Linked DNA regions of Mus musculus: region 2 is linked to region 1. A link is a loop called in an ENCODE intact Hi-C map of the cell type or tissue named here. Cell type or tissue: heart. All regions are shown on one strand. Links, peaks and the distances in the headings refer to the core of each region. The heading gives the core; the rest is flanking DNA.

Region 1 (10,280 bases), core at 1,705-9,704:
CGACACATAATAATCAGAACAACAAATGCACTAAATAAAGATAGAATATTAAAAGCAGTAAGGGAGAAAGGTCAAGTAACATATAAAGGAAGGCCTATCAGAATTACACCAGACTTTTCACCAGAGACTATGAAAGCCAGAAGAGCCTGGACAGATGTTATACAGACACTAAGAGAACACAAATGCCAGCCCAGGCTACTATACCCGGCCAAACTCTCAATTACCATAGATGGAGAAACCAAAGTATTCCACGACAAAACCAAGTTCACACAATATCTTTCCACGAATCCAGCCCTTCAAAGGATAATAACAGAAAAGAAGCAATACAAGGACGGAAATCACGCCCTAGAACAACCAAGAAAGTAATCATTCAACAAACCAAAAAGAAGACAGCCACAAGAACAGAATGCCAACTCTAACAACAAAAATAAAAGGGAGCAACAATTACTTTTCCTTAATATCTCTTAATATCAATGGACTCAATTCCCCAATAAAAAGACATAGACTAACAGACTGGCTACACAAACAGGACCCAACATTCTGCTGCTTACAGGAAACCCATCTCAGGGAAAAAGACAGACACTACCTCAGAGTGAAAGGCTGGAAAACAATTTTCCAAGCAAATGGACTGAAGAAACAAGCTGGAGTAGCCATTTTAATATCGGATAAAATCGACTTCCAACCCAAAGTTATCAAAAAAGACAAGGAGGGACACTTCATACTCATCAAAGGTAAAATCCTCCAAGAGGAACTCTCAATTCTGAATATCTACGCACCAAATGCAAGGGCAGCCACATTCATTAGAGACACTTTAGTAAAGCTCAAAGCATACATTGCACCTCACACAATAATAGTGGGAGACTTCAACACACCACTTTCTTCAAAGGACAGATCGTGGAAACAGAAACTAAACAGGGACACAGTGAAACTAACAGAAGTTATGAAACAAATGGACCTGACAGATATCTACAGAACATTTTATCCTAAAACAAAAGGATATACCTTCTTCTCAGCACCTCACGGGACCTTCTCCAAAATTGACCATATAATTGGTCACAAAACAGGCCTCAATAGATACAAAAATATTGAAATTGTCCCATGTATCCTATCAGACCACCATGGCCTAAGACTGATCTTCAATAACAACATAAATAATGGAAAGCCAACATTCACGTGGAAACTGAATAACACTCTTCTCAATGATACCTTGGTCAAGGAAGGAATAAAGAAAGAAATTAAAGACTTTTTAGAGTTTAATGAAAATGAAGCCACAACGTACCCAAACCTATGGGACACAATGAAAGCATTTCTAAGAGGGAAACTCATAGCGCTGAGTGCCTCCAAGAAGAAACGGGAGACAGCACATACTAGCAGCTTGACAACACATCTAAAAGCCCTAGAAAAAAAGGAAGCAAATTCACCCAAGAGGAGTAGACGGCAGGAAATAACCAAACTCAGGGGTGAAATCAACCAAGTGGAAACAAGAAGAACTATTCAAAGAATTAACCAAACGAGGAGTTGGTTCTTTGAGAAAATCAACAAGATAGATAAACCCTTAGGTAGACTCACTAAAGGGCACAGGGACAAAATCCTAATTAACAAAATCAGAAATGAAAAGGGAGACATAACAACAGATCCTGAAGAAATCCAAAACACCATCAGATCCTTCTACAAAAGGCTATACTCAACAAAACTGGAAAACCTGGACGAAATGGACAAATTTCTGGACAGATACCAGGTACCAAAGTTGAATCAGGATCAAGTTGACCATCTAAACAGTCCCATATCACCTAAAGAAATAGAAGCAGTTATTAATAGTCTCCCAACCAAAAAAAGCCCAGGACCAGATGGGTTTAGTGCAGAGTTCTATCAGACCTTCAAAGAAGATCTAATTCCAATTCTGCACAAACTATTTCACAAAATAGAAGTAGAAGGTACTCTACCCAACTCATTTTATGAAGCCACTATTACTCTGATACCTAAACCACAGAAAGATCCAACAAAGATAGAGAACTTCAGACCAATTTCTCTTATGAATATCGATGCAAAAATCCTCAATAAAATTCTCGCTAACCGAATCCAAGAACACATTAAAGCAATCATCCATCCTGACCAAGTAGGTTTTATTCCAGGGATGCAGGGATGGTTTATTATACGAAAATCCATCAATGTAATCCATTATATAAACAAACTCAAAGACAAAAACCACATGATCATCTCGTTAGATGCAGAAAAAGCATTTGACAAGATCCAACACCCATTCATGATAAAAGTTTTGGAAAGATCAGGAATTCAAGGCCCATACCTAAACATGATAAAAGCAATCTACAGCAAACCAGTAGCCAACATCAAAGTAAATGGAGAGAAGCTGGAAGCAATCCCACTAAAATCAGGGACTAGACAAGGCTGCCCACTTTCTCCCTACCTTTTCAACATAGTACTTGAAGTATTAGCCAGAGCAATTCGACAACAAAAGGAGATCAAGGGGATACAAATTGGAAAAGAGGAAGTCAAAATATCACTTTTTGCAGATGATATGATAGTATATATAAGTGACCCTAAAAATTCTACCAGAGAACTCCTAAACCTGATAAACAGCTTCGGTGAAGTAGCTGGATATGAAATAAACTCAAACAAGTCAATGGCCTTTCTCTATACAAAGAATAAACAGGCTGAGAAAGAAATTAGGGAAACAACACCCTTCTCAATAGTCACAAATAATATAAAATATCTTGGCGTGACTCTAACTAAGGAGGTGAAAGATCTGTATGATAAAAACTTCAAATCTCTGAAGAAAGAAATTAAAGAAGATCTCAGAAGATGGAAAGATCTCCCATGCTCATGGATTGGCAGGATCAACATTGTAAAAATGGCTATCTTGCCAAAAGCAATCTACAGATTCAATGCAATCCCCATCAAAATTCCAACTCAATTCTTCAACGAATTGGAAGGAGCAATTTGCAAATTTGTCTGGAATAACAAAAAACCTAGGATAGCAAAAAGTCTTCTCAAGGATAAAAGAACTTCTGGCGGAATCACCATGCCAGACCTAAAGCTTTACTACAGAGCAATTGTGATAAAAACTGCATGGTACTGGTATAGAGACAGACAAGTAGACCAATGGAATAGAATTGAAGATCCAGAAATGAACCCACACACCTATGGTCACTTGATCTTCGACAAGGGAGCTAAAACCATCCAGTGGAAGAAAGACAGCATTTTCAACAATTGGTGCTGGCACAACTGGTTGTTATCGTGTAGAAGAATGCGAATCGATCCATACTTATCTCCTTGTACTAAGGTCAAATCTAAGTGGATCAAGGAACTTCACATAAAACCAGAGACACTGAAACTTATAGAGGAGAAAGTGGGGAAAAGCCTTGAAGATATGGGTACAGGGGAAAAATTCCTGAACAGAACAGCAATGGCTTGTGCTGTAAGATCAAGAATCGACAAATGGGACCTAATGAAACTCCAAAGTTTCTGCAAGGCAAAAGACACCGTCAATAAGACAAAAAGACCACCAACAGATTGGGAAAGGATCTTTACCTATCCTAAATCAGATAGGGGACTAATATCCAACATATATAAAGAACTCAAGAAGGTGGACTTCAGAAAATCAAATAACCCCATTAAAAAATGGGGCTCAGAACTGAACAAAGAATTCTCACCTGAGGAATACCGAATGGCAGAGAAACACCTGAAAAAATGTTCAACATCCTTAATCATCAGGGAAATGCAAATCAAAACAACCCTGAGATTCCACCTCACACCAGTCAGAATGGCTAAGATCAAAAATTCAGGTGACAGCAGATGCTGGCGAGGATGTGGAGAAAGAGGAACACTCCTCCATTGTTGGTGGGAGTGCAGGCTTGTACAACCACTCTGGAAATCAGTCTGGCGGTTCCTCAGAAAACTGGACATAGTACTCTCGGAGGATCCAGCAATACCTCTCCTGGGCATATATCCAGAAGATGCCCCAACAGGTAAGAAGGACACATGCTCCACTATGTTCATAGCAGCCTTATTTATAATAGCCAGAAGCTGGAAAGAACCTAGATGCCCCTCAACAGAGGAATGGATACAGAAAATGTGGTACATCTACACAATGGAGTACTACTCAGCTATTAAAAAGAATGAATTTATGAAATTCCTAGCCAAATGGATGGACCTGGGGGGCATCATCCTGAGTGAGGTAACACATTCACAAAGAAACTCACACAATATGTATTCACTGATAAGTGGATATTAGCCCCAAACCTAGGATACCCAAGATATAAGATATAATTTGCTAAACACATGAAACTCAAGGAGAATGAAGACTGAAGTGTGGACACTATGCCCCTCCTTAGATTTGGGAACAAAACACCCATGGAAGGAGTTACAGAGACGGAGTTTGGAGCTGAGATGAAAGGATGGACCATGTAGAGACTGCCATAGCCAGGGATCCACCCCATAATCAGCATCCAAACGCTGACACCATTGCATACACTAGCAAGATTTTATTGAAAGGACGCAGATGTAGCTGTCTCTTGTGAGACTATGCCGGGGCCCAGCAAACACAGAAGTGGATGCTCACAGTCAGCTAATGGATGGATCATAGGGCTCCCAATGGAGGAGCTAGAGAAAGTAGCCAAGGAGCTAAAGGGATCTGCAACCCTATAGGTGGAACAACATTATGAGCTAACCAGTACCCCGGAGCTCTTGACTCTAGCTGCATATATATCAAAAGATGGCCTAGTCGGCCATCACTGGAAAGAGAGGCCCATTGGACTTGCAAACTTTATATGCCCCAGTACAGGGGAATACCAGGGCCAAAAAGGGGGAGTGGGTGGGCAGGGGAGTGGGGGTGGGTGGATATGGGGGACTTTTGGTATAGCATTGGAAATGTAAATGAGTTAAATACCTAATAAAAAATGGAAAAAAAAATAAAATAAAAATAAGATGAAACTGGAAAAAAAAAGTTATGTTTAATAATTCCAATTGAACTGTAAGAATTTCAGATGCCCTGGAAAAACATGGACATTGGTTTAGTACCTAAAAGTTCAAAATATTATATATTTTTAAATACCATTTTACACTGAAATACTCCATTTATATACTGGGGACTGTCCTCTTTCTGGTTTGCTTTGTTTTGTTTAATAAAAGAAATAAACCAATCTACCTGAGGAACTGTGAACTATATTGAAGAAAAGCCCCTGCACGGGGGTTCTCTTACCTTTTCAAGAGTGCTTCAAAGAAGGGAAATTTACTGACAGGCAAGGTCTGTACCCATTGTTTAATTGTCTGTTAGATGTTATGCATAGAATACGTCTTTTAACTTAGCCAAATGCAGAAGGCCAAGTGCATATCTACAAACACATAACTCTATATATAGACATGTGCATGGCCGTGTAGAGATGAGACTCTTGCAAGTGTGTCTCTAATGATTCGGGGATATGAGTTTGTCTAATTGACCTTTGAGAGGGGAAACCAGACTGCACATTTCATCTACAAATCCAACCTGTTTCGCAATTTCTCCAGCAATAATACTTGAGTCAAGCTGGGCCGGGAGCTGGTTAACCTCCAGGTCAAACTCACTGGCTGGGCGGGACTGCGCCTGGGCGTAGATTGAGCATGCTAAATTTACTCTCCTGTCCACAGAAAGCCCAGGCACAGTGGAACAGCGGTTTCCAGGAGCTGCTGGTCCCATCTTCCAAGGCTCTGCTCAACTCAGAGCCGCTTCTTCCAAAGTCTACATCTTGGTGGACTTTGCAGAGGAAACCGGGAGGTAGAGACACGTGAGGTAAGCATTTCCTAGGAAGGGTCGGGTGTTCCGGATACCAGAGCCTGGTCCGGGTGTCAGCGTCCTCGTGAGTCTGTGGGGACCAAGTGGCGACAGCCACAAGTCGCTCCAGGAGCACCCGCAGCATCAGCTTTCAGGACGGTGTTTTCCGCGCCAGCCCTGTGCTGTGGATCTCGCTGCCCAGCTCGCAGCCAGGGGCTGGTGGAGGAGCGCGCCAGGGCGGAGGGGACCCAGCAGGGCGGGGTGGCCGGACCTAGAGCCGAGCACCCGGTCCACGCAGGTGACACAGCTTCCCGGGATTCCCCGGGTGAGTTACCTCCAGGCCCTCTCCGGCAGCATCAGGGCGGGGCTCCTCCTCACCACTGGGCTCTGCGGGGCAGTGAGCTTTGCATAAACTCTGGTCCCCGTGTTTGGCTAATGAACTGTGGTTTCTCCCCAGGTCGTGATGGAACTTGAAGAGGACCTTAAGGGAAGAGCAGACAAGAACTTCTCAAAGATGGGCAAAAAGAGGTAGCCAGATTGTTTCACTTTCGTACTTTACTTGTCTTGTACATTCGGGCAATTAGTTTGTAGCCTCCAGCACTGTACTTGATTAGTGGGTGTTATTTCAGACTTCAGAAATGTAAACCAGCCCTTGGAAGGAACTCCTCGCTTGGAGCAGTCCTTCAAATGTGTGTGACAGATCAATCAATGATTCTGTGAATTCAGCCTCTAGAGCAGCGTTGCTCACATCTTTTTATTTTATGACCTCGGCTTTATGAGCGCTGTTGATCGCTCACGCACCTGAGCCATATGCTGTTTGGGCGCTCACTGTGGCCCATTATCTTGCTTCTAATAAAGCCACCATAGATATCACGTTTGTGGTAGAAGGAAAAGAGATCCAAATAACATTTTGTTTAGCTCTCAATGACTATTTCTATATAAAAAGGTTGTATTACCACCGAAAGAAGCCACATCTTATATTCAAATCTCTACAAAGGCTAAGTAAGTGATTAGAACTTTAATGGTGGGGAGGGGTAAGACTGTTGAAAAATTATCATAGGCAATCTTCAGCCCCCATAATACCCTTATTATTAACCTGCCTCTATGTCTGACCTAGCATTCCTGTGACTCTTTTAAGTCTTTGAGGCTGTATTAAGCAAGTAGATCACAAGCTTCTCTTAGGCCACAAGTTAAGAATGTCATCAGATAGCGTCTGAGACAGAAAGCTGAGGTAACTTGCCTACTTGATGAAGCCACCAAACATGTCAAAGTGTGCTGACTTATGACGTTAGAATTCATTTCAGTCCACCAGAAGGGAGAGTAGAAATGAGCGCTCTAAGCAACAGATCTGGGTTCTAAATACCATTGCTCACTACACACTGCCTTCTGTGTTCAGTCCAAAGTAGATACAACCCTGGGACCCCTTTGATAGGATCCCATCATGGTAAGGGGGAATTTCTGGTATAAGAGATAGTAAGGCTACACAACCAGCAAACTTGTTATGTGAGCTCTAACTCAGAGTTCAGTAAAGAAAAAAAATTATAGAAAGCACACTTGGGAACTCTGTGGGATGGATTTTTAAATAATCTCAACATTGAAGTTTTGTTTCTTAGATATGATAATGAGAGTAGAATATATGAATACTATATAATATTTCCAGCTTAAACGTTTGACAGAATCTTAACAATTAATAACATGTACCATTTGCATGGATAAATATTGTTAGATGTTGTAATTTATGTATCTAGGTGAGTTATATACTAGCCTTTACATTTTCTTGTTATTTCATATTTCAATAATAAAAACTTTATATAATGAAAGAAGACACATAGTGGAGGGAAGGTAGCCTAGTTTAAAGAACTGTGTGCAGCACAAACACTTAGACATTTGAGTAAGGTGAGATCTTGTGGAAGGAAATGGTAGTGTCCAGTCCTACACAGATCTTCATCGGGTACCAATGTCAACACTCCCTACAGATTTTAATTCAAACAGATTTTTTTCCATAAGAACTGCTCATCACCACTGATTTTAGGCTGTTGTCAATACCCCTGTTTTATAATATAAGGATCATAGTGAAGCATTTAGCTTGGTTGACAGACAATGCTGGAATAACAAATGATCCCTGGACTATATGCATCTGCATACATTCTTTGTAAAAATGATTTGCTGAGTTTGTTTGTCTTATGGTCCTGCAGTTCAAAACCTAGGCCCTGAGTTCTATATAAGTGCCTTAGAGTGATGTTTAGTAAATTGATCTGTAAAAATTTGTTGTTGACGATAGGGGTAGAGGATAATCTAGGAGGGCTGAGAGTTGGGAATAAATTTTCCAAGCCATACGATGTCTTGGCTTTTACAATATGAACATCTGAGGATGTATCTAGCAGCTCGGAGGTTATTCCTGTAACTACAGGAGTTTGCCTTGGCTTTTGTCCCAGCTGTGGGACTTCACTCTTCTGCAGTTTTCTGACCCCTGAAAGAAAGATGAAGTTTGCCTTCCTTGGAATTGTTTACAAATTGTGTAAGGAAAGTTTACTTAGTGCTTGGGATATTATTATAACATCTCCAAGTAGCATCAGTTTTAGAGAATGGAAAAAAGCTTAGAACTAAAATTCTGTCATGTATAGTTATTTATCTCCTCATCCTGGCTTCTGGGACACTGACTGGTTCTTTACTGGGATAGGGTGGAACCAAATGTGAAGATGTTTCTATATAGTATGTTCAGTGTCCATTTAACATCAAGCCAAATTAATGTAGGAAAAAGCTTTTTCTTTAGAAAGCTTTTTATTAGCATGGAGATGATCCTTCTGTCTGTAAAAAGCATAAGGATTTGAGTGCTAGACACACACACACACACACACACACACACACACACACACACACACACACACCAGGCGTGCAATCTGTGCCTGGGGTACCAAGGGTCAATGACCCACAGGTCTACCCAAATTCAGTGAGTATCTAAAAAGAGTAAAGTGGACATAGATTGTGAAAGCTACTGAATGTTGTTTTCTTTTAATATTAGTCAAAAGAAAAACAAAGGAAAATTTACTTTTTGAACTTAAAAATACTCGTAAAAGCACGGCTTTTCTTTTCTGACAGTGTTTGTACACAAGGAAATAAGACTTGTTATGGCTAGTTTGCTTTTACATCCTAGGTGGCTGTTACATGGAGTGAAAATGGGTTAGTGTGATATTTGAATCTGGGTTTAAAATTGAGAACTGACCCTTTCTGTCTAAGGACAGCTTTCTGATTGCTTACAGCGCATCTTTTCTACATTGTATCTCTTTCTGTAATGGCTCACTCAGAGCTGCAGACGTCCTGTCTCAATGAGATTTCCTCGCGGTGATTGAATTACTGTGTTTCTTAGGCAGTTGTGTTCAGCGTCTGATGGTCACGGAGCTTTATTAGGAAAGGGGATGATCAGGAATAATATTCTGTCTACAGACAGGACATCTATGATAGTAAAGGGGACCAATCCTAAAAGCATAAACTATGTCATAATTAGAATAAAATACAAAACATCACGTTTAGTGTGTGTGTGTCTTGTAAAAAGTGTGTGTATGTGAGGAAAATTAAGAAATGTCTAAGGTATGAGGAATATATAAAAATTCTGGCTCTCACAGGGTCCCTAATGAAGGAGCTAGAGAAAGCACCCAAGTAGCTGAAGGGGTCTGCAACCCTATAGGAGGAACAACAATATGAACTAACCAGTACCCCAGAGCTCCCTGGGAATAAACCATCAATCACATGGTGGGACTTGTGACTCTAGCTGCACATGTAGCAGAGGATGGCCTTGTTGGTCATCAATGGGAGGAGAAGCCCTTGGTCCTGTGAAGGCTCTATGCCCCAGGATAGGGGAATGCCAGGGCCAGGAATGGGAGTGGGTGGGTTGGGGAGCAGGGGAAGGGAGGAGGGGATAGGGGATTTTCAGAGGGGAAACTAGGGAAGGGGATAGCATTTGAAATGTAAATGAGGAAAACATGAAAGAAAGAAAGAAAGAAAGAAAGAAAGAAAGAAAGAAAGAAAGAAAGAAAGAAAGAAAGGAAGAAAGAAAGAAAGAAAGATATCATCTAATACCAAAAAAGTAAAAAATAAAAAAACAAACAAACAAAAAATCCTGAAATCCTGGCTCTCATCGGTAACCACATAAGTAGATTTCTAAGATATATTTACATTTAAACTGCATAAATGCCATACCATTATGCTTTTATTGACTAAAACAATAGTCAATTTTGGATTTTGTCTTGTCATTTAACAAAATCTCTGTAAGTTGATTTAGTAATTGCAAGGTTTTGTATAAGGTTTTTAAAGTTTCATCTAATTATTCTGCTCTATTTTCAGTAAAAAGGAGAAGAAAGAAAAGAAACCAGCAGTCAGTGTGCTTACAATGGTGAGTTTTTACTATACTGCCCGCCAATGTCACTCCTTCTGCTCCTAGAAAAGAGGTAATTCGCCTGGAACAATATGCTATTGGAGATAAATATTTAGTGATGGGGAGATAAAGGTAAATGAT
Region 2 (10,280 bases), core at 1,106-9,105, 120 kb before region 1:
GTTTTTTTTGTTTTTTGTTTTCTGATATACAGGTTGTTGGTCTAGTTACTCTTTCATCTAAGCCTAGAGAATGGTAAAAATAAAAGTAACCTAGCAACCTCTTTCCTGGGTAGAGGAGGGAAAAACTCAGACACTGATGGACTGATGGGCAGGCAGGCCTAGAGTGCTCAAGACACAGACCCGCTCTTGGGCTCTGTGGGAAGGACCGGCAACAGAGGAGTTCACAGACAAGCCCAGAGTTTTGCCTTTTACTTTGCGTTACACTGAAAGAAGTTAATACGGGTTTTCTAAAGCGGAGTAAAATATGACTCAGAGCTCAAGAGAATACTAGGCTGTTTTGTCAAGGATCAACTACAGTAGCCAAAGGGAGATACCACAGAGGCCATTGCAAAACTTCAGATGCAGGTTAAGGTGGAGTTGCTAAGATTTGACAATGATGTCATGTGGCTAAAAGCACAGAGAACTGAAGCAACTACAAACTTAATATCCTTAGGTTTATACTGCTGTGATAGGTTGGGGTTGTTGACTTTCTGGGTAGACAACCTTGGAGCCTCATTTAAAAGGGTCTATACTGGGGATGAAGGCACCCCAATGCCCCCTTTTATTTACTTATTTGCATTCATAGTTCCTGGCTTATAACTCCCATAGTCCTTGTTTTTTCCTAAGTGATTAGAACAATAAGGTTAATGTTATTTGGCCTTTTGTCCTTGGCTCCTGAAGCAGTTTTGGAACAGCTTCAGAGCAATAAAGATGAAAGGCTGGATTCTAATACTGGGGTACTGGAAATCTCAGAAAACAGAATCAAGTGTCTCTGTTGTCCCTGTCTGTCTCTTCTTCCTTCTCTCCCTCCTCTTACATCCTGGCCTCATTCACTCTATTCATCTGTTACAGATAGGAACAGGTAAGAAATGTCTCTTCCTAAACAGGCCACAGAAGCAAGAGTTATAGCGCAACCCTCCCCTGCCTTTTCTATTACAACTGGTCATCACTCTGACCCTGCCTGAGAACATCCTATTTCAGATGAACTCTTTCTCATACCTTGGAGGAAGAAGTGCTTCACAGAGAGGGGAAGTAGGCAGACAGCACAGGAACTCAGCTGAGCTACAGGACACCCAGCTGGTATCTGCTGCAGGCATACATGCTGGTGGAGAAAAATCCCTACATTTCTGGATCATCTGACATGTTCTGGGTTGTGACTGTGTAATAAGGGAGTTTGCTTTCCAGTTTGTCTTTTAAACTATGAAGTATGAAAGGATCTAGGAAAGGCATAATGAAGGAGAGGGAACAATTGCTGGGACAAAGAATAGAAGAGAAAGGATCAGATATAGTTCACAGGTCAAAGGCTGGTATTACACACAAAACAATGTATTAACCATGCTGAGAGGAGCAAGGGTACAGAGAACTTGGGATGTACTGTGTAGAAAGGGATGTTTAATGACATTTGTAATCAGACATGGTCTGACTCAGTAATTCTGTATGTGGAAATATTACTCTTCAGGAAATAAGACTATTTAAGGAAAAGATAATATGCTGAAATCATTCTGATTTAAAGTAAAAACAGGCCAGGGGGATGGCTCAGTGGATACTGCACTCACTGCAGAGGCTGAACCTGAGTTTAATCCCCATAGACCACATAGTGGAAGAAAAGAATTGACTTTGGCATGCTGTCCTCTGTATGCATGCTATGACATGCATAGCCACACACACATATGCATACCACATGTTCACGGGCATGCATGTACACACATACAAAGTATACAATAATTTTTGAAAACATGTGCAAAAAAACCTAAAGCCATGTGTGGTGCCAAAGCCTGTTATTACACTTTGTGAGGCTGAGGCAGGATGCTTTTGAGCTTGAGGGCAACCTGGGGTATAGAGTAAGCTCTAGGCTACCCTTCTTAATAATGATTCTCCTTCTCTCCTTCTCTCATTCTCTCCTTCTCTCATTCTCTTTCTCTCTCTCCCTCCCTCCCTCTCTCTCTCCCCCTCCCTTCCTCCCGCTCTCTCTCCTTCTCTCTCTCTCTCCCTCTCTCTCTCTCTCTCCCTCTCTTCCTCTCTCCCTCTCTCTTTCTCTCTTACTCTCCCACTCTCTCTCTCTCCTCTCTCTCTCTCCCTCTCTCTCCCTCTCTCTCCCTCTCTCTTCCTCTCTCCCTCTCTCTTTCTCTCTTTTTCTCTTTCTCATAATAAAGAGATGGAGGGATTAAGAGTTGATGGGGAAAACAGAAAAGCTGATTTAAAGTACCATAAAATAAAAACAATTAATACCTATTAAAATTTCAGCATAGAGTATATTCAAGAAAAAGGTATTTTTTTCTTGTTCTCCTATATAGTCCAGGATGGCCTGATTTTGAGCTCATCCTACCTCAGTCAGCCACATGCTGAGATCATAGGTGTGGAGCACTCCACTCAGTGAGAAAATGGTTAGTATTGTATCAAGTAGCAGTTTGATAAAAACAACTATTTTCTTACTGGTATACACCTTGAAACAGTGAATTAAATATGTAATATGTTTTAATATTTTCCTATTTATTTCATATTATAGTTTCAGAAGAATATATCTTCACTTAAAGAGAGGCATTTTAGTTAACACTGTAAAATAATCAACTTTACCAGCAATCAAAACAATATGATATAATTTTTCTCTTATAAATTTTGCCTCACTTTTAATACTTATGTGGAAAGAGTAAGAAGCAGGCATCCTCAAATATACCTGATATACTGAAATTGTATGGTCTCTCTGAATGGAAAATTTACAGTGTATTTGGAAAACTTTAATAAAACATATGCTAATTGTCCCAGGAATTCCTCTGTTGCTTTTGCATGGTTCTGTGCACTGCGTATCAGGTACTGATTACTGTGCCCAGAGAGCTGGTTGTATTCCAGACACTGGCATTGTCAAGCATCTCCTGTCTCAATGTTGTGTAAAAACTGTTCTCCATCGCATCTGAGCTGATCGGTCTATAGCTGGGAGGGAAGTTAAGATGAGACTTCAGAGTTCACCATGAAGGAGTCACTATGGGGCAGTCACCATCAGAACAGGAATGAAAAAGAAGACCAGGGGGAGACCAAGATGGCAGGAAAGCCACATGGCTGGAAAGTAGGCCAAGCCAGCCTAGTTGCAGGAGCTGAGAACTAGCCTATCTTAATGCCTGAAGCTTTTAATAAATATCAGCTTGCTGTGTTATTATTCAAAGCAAAGGAGGGTGTAGAAAGGCCTTGAACTTTTATGCTTTGTTAGGAATTCTTTTCATGTAAGAGAAAATCCTGTTTCCATATAAAATGTTAAAAAAACTATAAACTTGTTTGCTATAAAACTGCATGCAGTATTAATAAATGAACACTCTCTAAAAGTCTAACAGGTAAGCATAACTACTAACATGTGTGCAGTGTAGTGAATGCTGCTGTAGAAGGAAGGTTCAGCACACGTGAGATTGTTCCCGTATGCTGTTTAAAGGAGAAAGCACTGCGGCTGGCTATTATTTGCATCTCTATTAAGGAAAATATGTCTGCGCCTAGAAAAAAACTGGAAATGCTCCTAACAGCTATTTCTTGAGGGTAATTAGTGACAGAATCATTGTGTCTACCTTTCTGTACTTTCATTTTCCTCAGTGAATATGTCTTACTCTCTAATTAATCTAAAGGCAGCACTGTGGAGGTGAGACTCTCATAGCATTCGGGCTTCAATGTGAAGTATCCACACACACCCAGTGTGGGCTCTCACTTTGAAGCTGGCAGAATTGCCTCTGGAGGAGGCAGGCCCTCAGGAGGGTGCATAGCTGTGGGAGGAGGTTCCTGGGAGTATTTTTGAAGAGTATACCACTCCCCGTTTCCTCTCTCTCCTCTACTTCTTCTGTGCCTTTTAGTGAGAGGTCATCATGAGGTTATGGTCAAGAGCATGACACCAAAGAACCACATGCTGGATCTTCTAAAACTGACAGCCACATACATCTTTTCTCCTTTGTTTAAGTCAGAAAATTGTGTTTTTTTCTTGCCCTGCTATGGAGTTCAGGCTGGCCCTGAATTTGAGCTCATCGTACCTCAACCAGTCACTTGCTGGGATCATTCAGTGTGGAGCACTACACTTAGGGAGAAAAATGGTTAGCAGTTTAAGTCAGATATTTAGCCATAAAAAAAAAGAAAGTAACTAATGTAGATGTCCTTTAAAAATTAAGATCCCTGGGCTAAATTTGGGGATTCGCCTACAGTGAAGAGGTACTGGTAACTTAAGAAAGTAGTTCCAGACATTTCCATAAGAAGGAAGAGAGGGAGGAGTCAGATAGAAGAGGCTTGGCAGTAGCAAAAAAAGATAGTGCAGCCATGTCTGTGACATTTAAAAAAAAAGATTGCCACTGTTACGTGAGCAATCTAATGACCTGAAACCCTCTAAGAACTGCACTTTCAGTAAACTCAGAGCAAATGTCACAGAACCATACACTAAAACCAGGCCAACAAAATAATTCTTGTTAGGGAGGAAGTAACTGAGTAAGAACTCAGTGAGGGAGAAACCTGACTGGATCCAGAGTCTGGAGGGGAATATAGACTCAGACTACAAGCAGCAACAGTCACAACAAAACTTATGAACCCAAGATTAACTTCCATGACTCAACCCTACAAAGGACAGCTCTGAGGTACGGAGGGCATTCTCAAATGCACTCTTACCACACCACCCAGAGGTGTAACCGGCATCTGTGAACTGACCCGTGAAGAAACCATTCATCATTTGCCAGAGTCAGAAATTCAATCTTTAGAAAGGAGAGGTGTGACAGGCAGCTGGGAGCCCAGGAAGGAAAACTGAGATGTGAAACTAAAAGCAGTGGACAGGCTACACTACATCCAAGGGGAGATGAAACACCAGGATATTCTAAGGAAACACAAACTTAAGGCCCATGCCACAGGAGGAAATGCATGCCTAGTACTGCAAGTCTGGCCAATAACCCATGACTGGGGAACTTATAGACCCTGAAGATAAGGCTATTATTGTTAATTATACTGTTAGTTTAGTGCACTGCATGGACATGGTATCAACTTCCTTCTAAATCTGTGCCTTTATACCCATAGGTTGGTGCAGCCCCTGGACTTCACCAGAGAAGTTTCCTGGGGGCTGAGACTCATGATTGTTCAGTGTGTAGAGAATAAGTGTCTGTGGAGTACTTGGTCATAAATGGGACATTTGTATCACACCTCTACCCACAAGGTTCAGGGACCTCAAGGAGGAAAGACTGTACAAAGACTGTGAGATGAACTTGGTTAGGGAAGACTCAAGCACATCTCCTCTCCTGGATCTGAGAGGACTACTGCTTTCCTGAGCTCATAGCAGCAGTAGTTGCTGCACTAAGTTAGAAGCCTGTCAACATTTCAGCCCTCAGGTGTAGTTGACTGTTGCTGGACAAAGACAGGTCAACGTTTAAGGGCATGGTCTCTGGTAAGAGGGCCATGTCCAGTAGATGGCTCCACATGTGTGAGCATATGGACAGCACAGAGTGGACTCAGGGGGTTAGTAGACTACTAAAGAGGATATGACGTTCAAGCGGGAGAGGGTGGGATGAATGTAGGAGTTAAGGGGAAGGCTGGAGTGACTGCGGTCAAAATGCATTGCATTCATGAACAGAATTCTGAAATGATAAAAATACTATAGTAAAAATAAAGAGAGCGTAGACTGAAGGAGAAAATGAAAAGAGGTAACAATGAACGCTAGCAAGGATGTGAATGAAAGGGAAGCTGATACACTTTTGGCAGAAATGTAAAATAGTTCAGAGGAATAAAAGCCAGCACAAAGGTTTCTCAAAAGCCCAAGGCTACATTTACCACCTGAGCCAGATATAGCTCCTGGGCTTGCAGACTCCAAGTCAGAGCCTCACAGAGACACTTGCACCATGTTTATAATGCACTTAGCTAGATTCTGGAACCAACCTAGGGATCCTCTAACAGTAGACAGGACAAAGAACATGTGGTACATAGACTTAACTGAATTTTTCTCAGCCATAAAGAAGAACAACATCATGCTTTCAGGAAAACGGAAATAACTGGAAATAATCATATTAAGTGAATTTAGCCATCCTGGGAGACGTAAACACAGTGGTTCCTAGATGTTTTAATGCTACATCAAGTCATGTGTGTATGTGACATAAAGAAGAAGTGAAACCATCTAGGAAACACAGGTTCAAGGAGTGAAAGAGTGGGAAAAGGAGGGATCATGGTGAAAAAAAAACTTACCAACATACAGTATTTAGTTATATGAAAAAGTTAAAGAACATTAGGAACTTTACAGATTTTTAAAAAACTGTCTCCCAAGTCAATGAGGCAATTCCAATTCCAGACTGTGTGTGGATTCTCAGTAACAATCAGCATGGCTCAAACACTCCGCAAGGGACACCTCCATGTCAGAATTGCTAACTGGCTCCTCACTAGATTTTGCTTCTCAACTTTGAATCCTTTATACAAGACATAAGACACTTCAGTATTTTATGAATCAGCTCCATTTTGCCTGTTGGGGTGAGGGTGATCCCAGCTGGTGACTGATTGATGTGTAGCTATTTCCTTGGAACCCTGCAGGGGGCTTACAACACCTCAGCAAGCTAATTAACATTACAAGACTCCAAAAGCACAGAAGTCCCTCTACTCATAAAGTCTTCTGGGGAGCTCAGGCCAAGCTGTGCAGGGCGCTCAAGGGGAACATGGGCGGGGGGGGGGGGGGGGCCCGGCAGTGGCAGGCGGATTTCTGAGTTCAAGGGGAACATTTGTCTAAGAGCCACTATGGCAGGCAGCAATGTGGCCTTTCCAGAGAACCTGCTACCTTACACTCACCCTTTCCCTGGCAGTAACCCCTCACCCATGCTCATGGTACGAACAGCAAGAAAGGCAGTGGGACACCAGGCTACTCTTTTTTTTGGGGGGTGGGGGTGGGGTTTTTGGTTTTTTGAGACAAGGTTTCTCTGTATAGCCCTGGCTGTCCTGGAACTCACTTTGTAGACCAGGCTGGCCTTGAACTCAGAAATCCGCCTGCCTCTGTCGCCCCTGCTGGGATTAAAGGCGTGCGCCACCACGCTCGGCCAGGCTACTCTTAGGTGGAATAATTGCTCTGGTCTGCTGTCAACACAAGTCCCCAGAAAAGTTACAAATATTTTTACTTGAAATCTCTTGAGGATCAGAGGTGAGGAAGACACAGCATCTGTTCCCAACACCGGGAGTAACTGGGACCAGCGGAACCAGGCACATAGGAACTCTGCCAGACAAGTGGCACGGGTTCCTTCGGGCCTGTCTGAGCAGACCTTGGGCACAAGCTCCACAGCCAGCCCAATACCCAGACGCAGCTCCACTCCCAGGCGCTCTACCACAGCCAGGATCAGAGGATCACAGGACCCTAGAAGCTTGGTCACACCAGGATCTCAAGGTTCCAAAGGCAGCTTGACTCCCAGGAGTTCAGACACACCGAGGATCTCAGGATCCTGGATCCCAGAACCACAGGGTCACAGAGACAGCTGGACTCGGAGAGTTCTTACACAACCAGGATCACAGGAAGGACAGGCTCCAGTCAGACATAGCCAGGGCAGGTACAACTGGGCATAACCAGCAAAGAGTGAGACTGAAGGCTTCGCTTGATATTTACAATTACTTTATCAATTATGTAGAAGAATACTTTATAGGTTACTCTTTTTCTGAGATGTATGCTTTTCAAAATCATCACAGCCAATGAACCAGAATCTTAGCCTCACCTATTGTCTGTGCCACCCTCTAAGCAGAACCATTGTTTATTGAAACAGTTGATGAATGACTTCATGGATAGACCATCTTAATACACACACCATTTCTTAAATGAATGTAACCTGCTTCCTGCGGGCTGAGAATGACGACAATCACTCAAGTCAAATAGCTTTAACTATAGCAGAAAACCTGTATCCAAAAATTGTACCTACAATTCATTTCTTGAGCAGCATAACTGTCAACTCTTAGCTTATCTACTCTGGAGAGGTAAAATCATTTGGTGATGTGAGAGACATTCAAGTACAGCCTTTTTACAATGAACTCCAATGTCCAAAAACTGTTCTTATTTTGTGTTTGTACCACAGTAAGAGCCAAGAGCTCTACTAAAAACAAAACAAACAAAGAGACTTTATCTATTTTTGTTCATTAAAAAACTAATAGTGATGTATTCTTTTAAAATAACATACAGTTAACATATTTGGAGTTATTTAAAATTTATATTGAGAAAATATTTTCAGTATTGTTGTAGACAAACATCTACATAAGACTGTTCAATTAATTGTTTTATATCAAACAACTTTTATATAACACTCATTTTTACTGTTATAATATTTTATGAATTTTAAAGAATATGATAAAAAACGAAAGGTATTTCAGGTTTTGAAGGGGGGGCTCTCCCGGAGGAGTTGGGGTACAAAAGGAAAAGAAGAATGTGATAAAAGTCTATTTACTCAAAATATGTTTTTAAATGTTAACAAATTCAGATAAATTGAAATTATGTATTTTTCTCATCATAATGCAATAAAACTTAAAACAAAAAAAAGAAAAGAAAAGAAAAGAAAGAAATCTCTTACTAGTGCGTGGTTTGCTTGGAGTCAGGAATTGTACTTTTCATTCAAAAGTTTCTAATGTTTTACACACACACACACACACACACACACACACACACACACTGGCATTTAAGAAAATGTCTTTTTAGCCGGGCGTGGTGGCACACGCCTTTAATCCCAGCACTCGGTAGGCAGAGGCAGGCGGATTTCTGAGTTCGAGACTAGCCTGGTCTACAGAGTGAGTTCCAGGACAGCCAGGGCTACACAGAGAAACCTTGTCTTGAAAAACCAAAAAAAAAAAACAAAAAAAAAACAAAAACAAAAAGAAAATGTCTTTTTAAGCTACGCATAGTAGCGCACGCCTTTGGTGCCAGCAAGCAGGAGGCAGAGGCAGGTGGATCTCTGTGAATTAGAGGCTGGCCTGGTCTACATAGTGAGTTCCAGAAGAGCTAGGGCTAGAGAGAGACCTTGTAGTCTCAAAAGAAAGAAAGAGAGAGAGAGAGAGAGAGACAGACAGACAGACAGACAGACATAGAAAATGTCTTTCCTAGATTAGATATGCAACACATATTCATTGAATACTTATATCCCTTTATTACATGTATATATAATTTACAGAGTACCTTATAACTTTGGCCTGACTACAATGTTTAAGTATAATAGATTTTTCATGCTGTTTGCAAGATTAGGAAACTAAAAAATATTTACAGATTTCATTTAATTAAATTTCAATGAAATTATAGGAAATCCAGAGTTCTTACACAATGTTACACATACTAGTAGTGGGATTAATTGCTAGACAATTTTTTTTTTAATAAACGTAAAGGTTAAGGGTCAGTGAACTTGTAATTGAATTTACCTAAAATAACTGAAATTTTACATTAGAAATGATAGGGAAATTTATTTCTTCAAAATGGACCATACTCAGATGAACTATAGTTCTGAAGTTTCAGTGGAATATTTCAGAGCAGAAATAGTTGCAATTCTTTTATAATTACGATAGTAATATAGATATTTTTATTTAAGCTACACACGAAGATTAAGATAAAAGTTGTGCTTTTTCATAAATATTGAAAATGCAATTAGAGGCTGAACTCACTAATAATCTCTCAATGCCCCCCCCCATGTGTGTATGTGTGTGTGTGTATACATTCACAGAGGTCAACTTTGGGTGTCTTTCTCTATGGCTCTCCATCTTATTTTTTGAGACTAGGTCTCTTTCTTAGAGTCTGCAGCTCATTAGTTCAGCTGGACTGCCCTGCCATGAGTTCTGGGGAACCACCTGCCTTTCACTGCCCAGGTTACAAACCCATCCCACTATGGCTATCTTTTATGTGACTTTTACTGATACTAAGTTAGAAATTCTTGTTTGTAAGGCAAGCACTTTATTCACTAAACCAAATCATAGTTCTGACTAATAATTTCTGGTAAGAAATTAATGTTGCATACAAAGTTTAAATCAGGTAAAACTTATTCAAAGCATTAAGTTACAATTAAGATTTCAACTACTTTTCAAAATGGCAAGTACCTTTGTTCAAACTTCAAATATGGTGTATAGTCTATCACAGCAGGGAAGGTGCCATCTAATCCTTCTCCCTTTAGGCAGAAGCTAAGAAAGCAGAAAAACACTCATGTTAGTTCATAAATCATAGAGTTATAACTTCATAGGAATTTTTCATAATTTAATTGTTACTTGTTATAAATAAGTACCTTAAATGTTCTATTTTCAATACTAATAAATATTAT

Evidence for each region. A loop is a pair of places that touch in the nucleus more often than their neighbours do. Peaks named below come from ENCODE experiments on the same cell type or tissue, not always from the same donor. Only the 100,000 strongest peaks of a DNase experiment are listed, where the experiment ranks them.
Region 2: a loop joins it to region 1, with 2.0 times the contacts of the local background. A loop is called at or near these places in 2 of 42 quality-filtered maps.

The regions. Positions count from the first base shown.
Region 1 is chr5:8,654,438-8,664,717 of GRCm38, forward strand. Abcb1a (ATP-binding cassette, sub-family B (MDR/TAP), member 1A) reads left to right here. Exons shown (of 30, transcript NM_011076.3): 3 at 5,644-5,785; 4 at 6,225-6,295; 5 at 10,109-10,157. The coding sequence starts at 6,231. Among named protein-coding and RNA genes, the nearest start is that of Gm31157, 36 kb to the right of the region's middle. In heart, for the core only: no CTCF peak of the experiment used is centred there; a DNase peak (open chromatin) is centred at 5,984; H3K4me3 peaks cover 965 bases; H3K27ac peaks cover 386 bases; H3K27me3 peaks cover 316 bases.
Region 2 is chr5:8,538,174-8,548,453 of GRCm38, forward strand. Rundc3b (RUN domain containing 3B) reads right to left here. Exons shown (of 11, transcript NM_001347311.1): 6 at 10,063-10,143. Among named protein-coding and RNA genes, the nearest start is that of Abcb1a, 24 kb to the right of the region's middle. In heart, for the core only: a CTCF peak has its summit at 5,450 (motif pointing right); no DNase peak of the experiment used is centred there.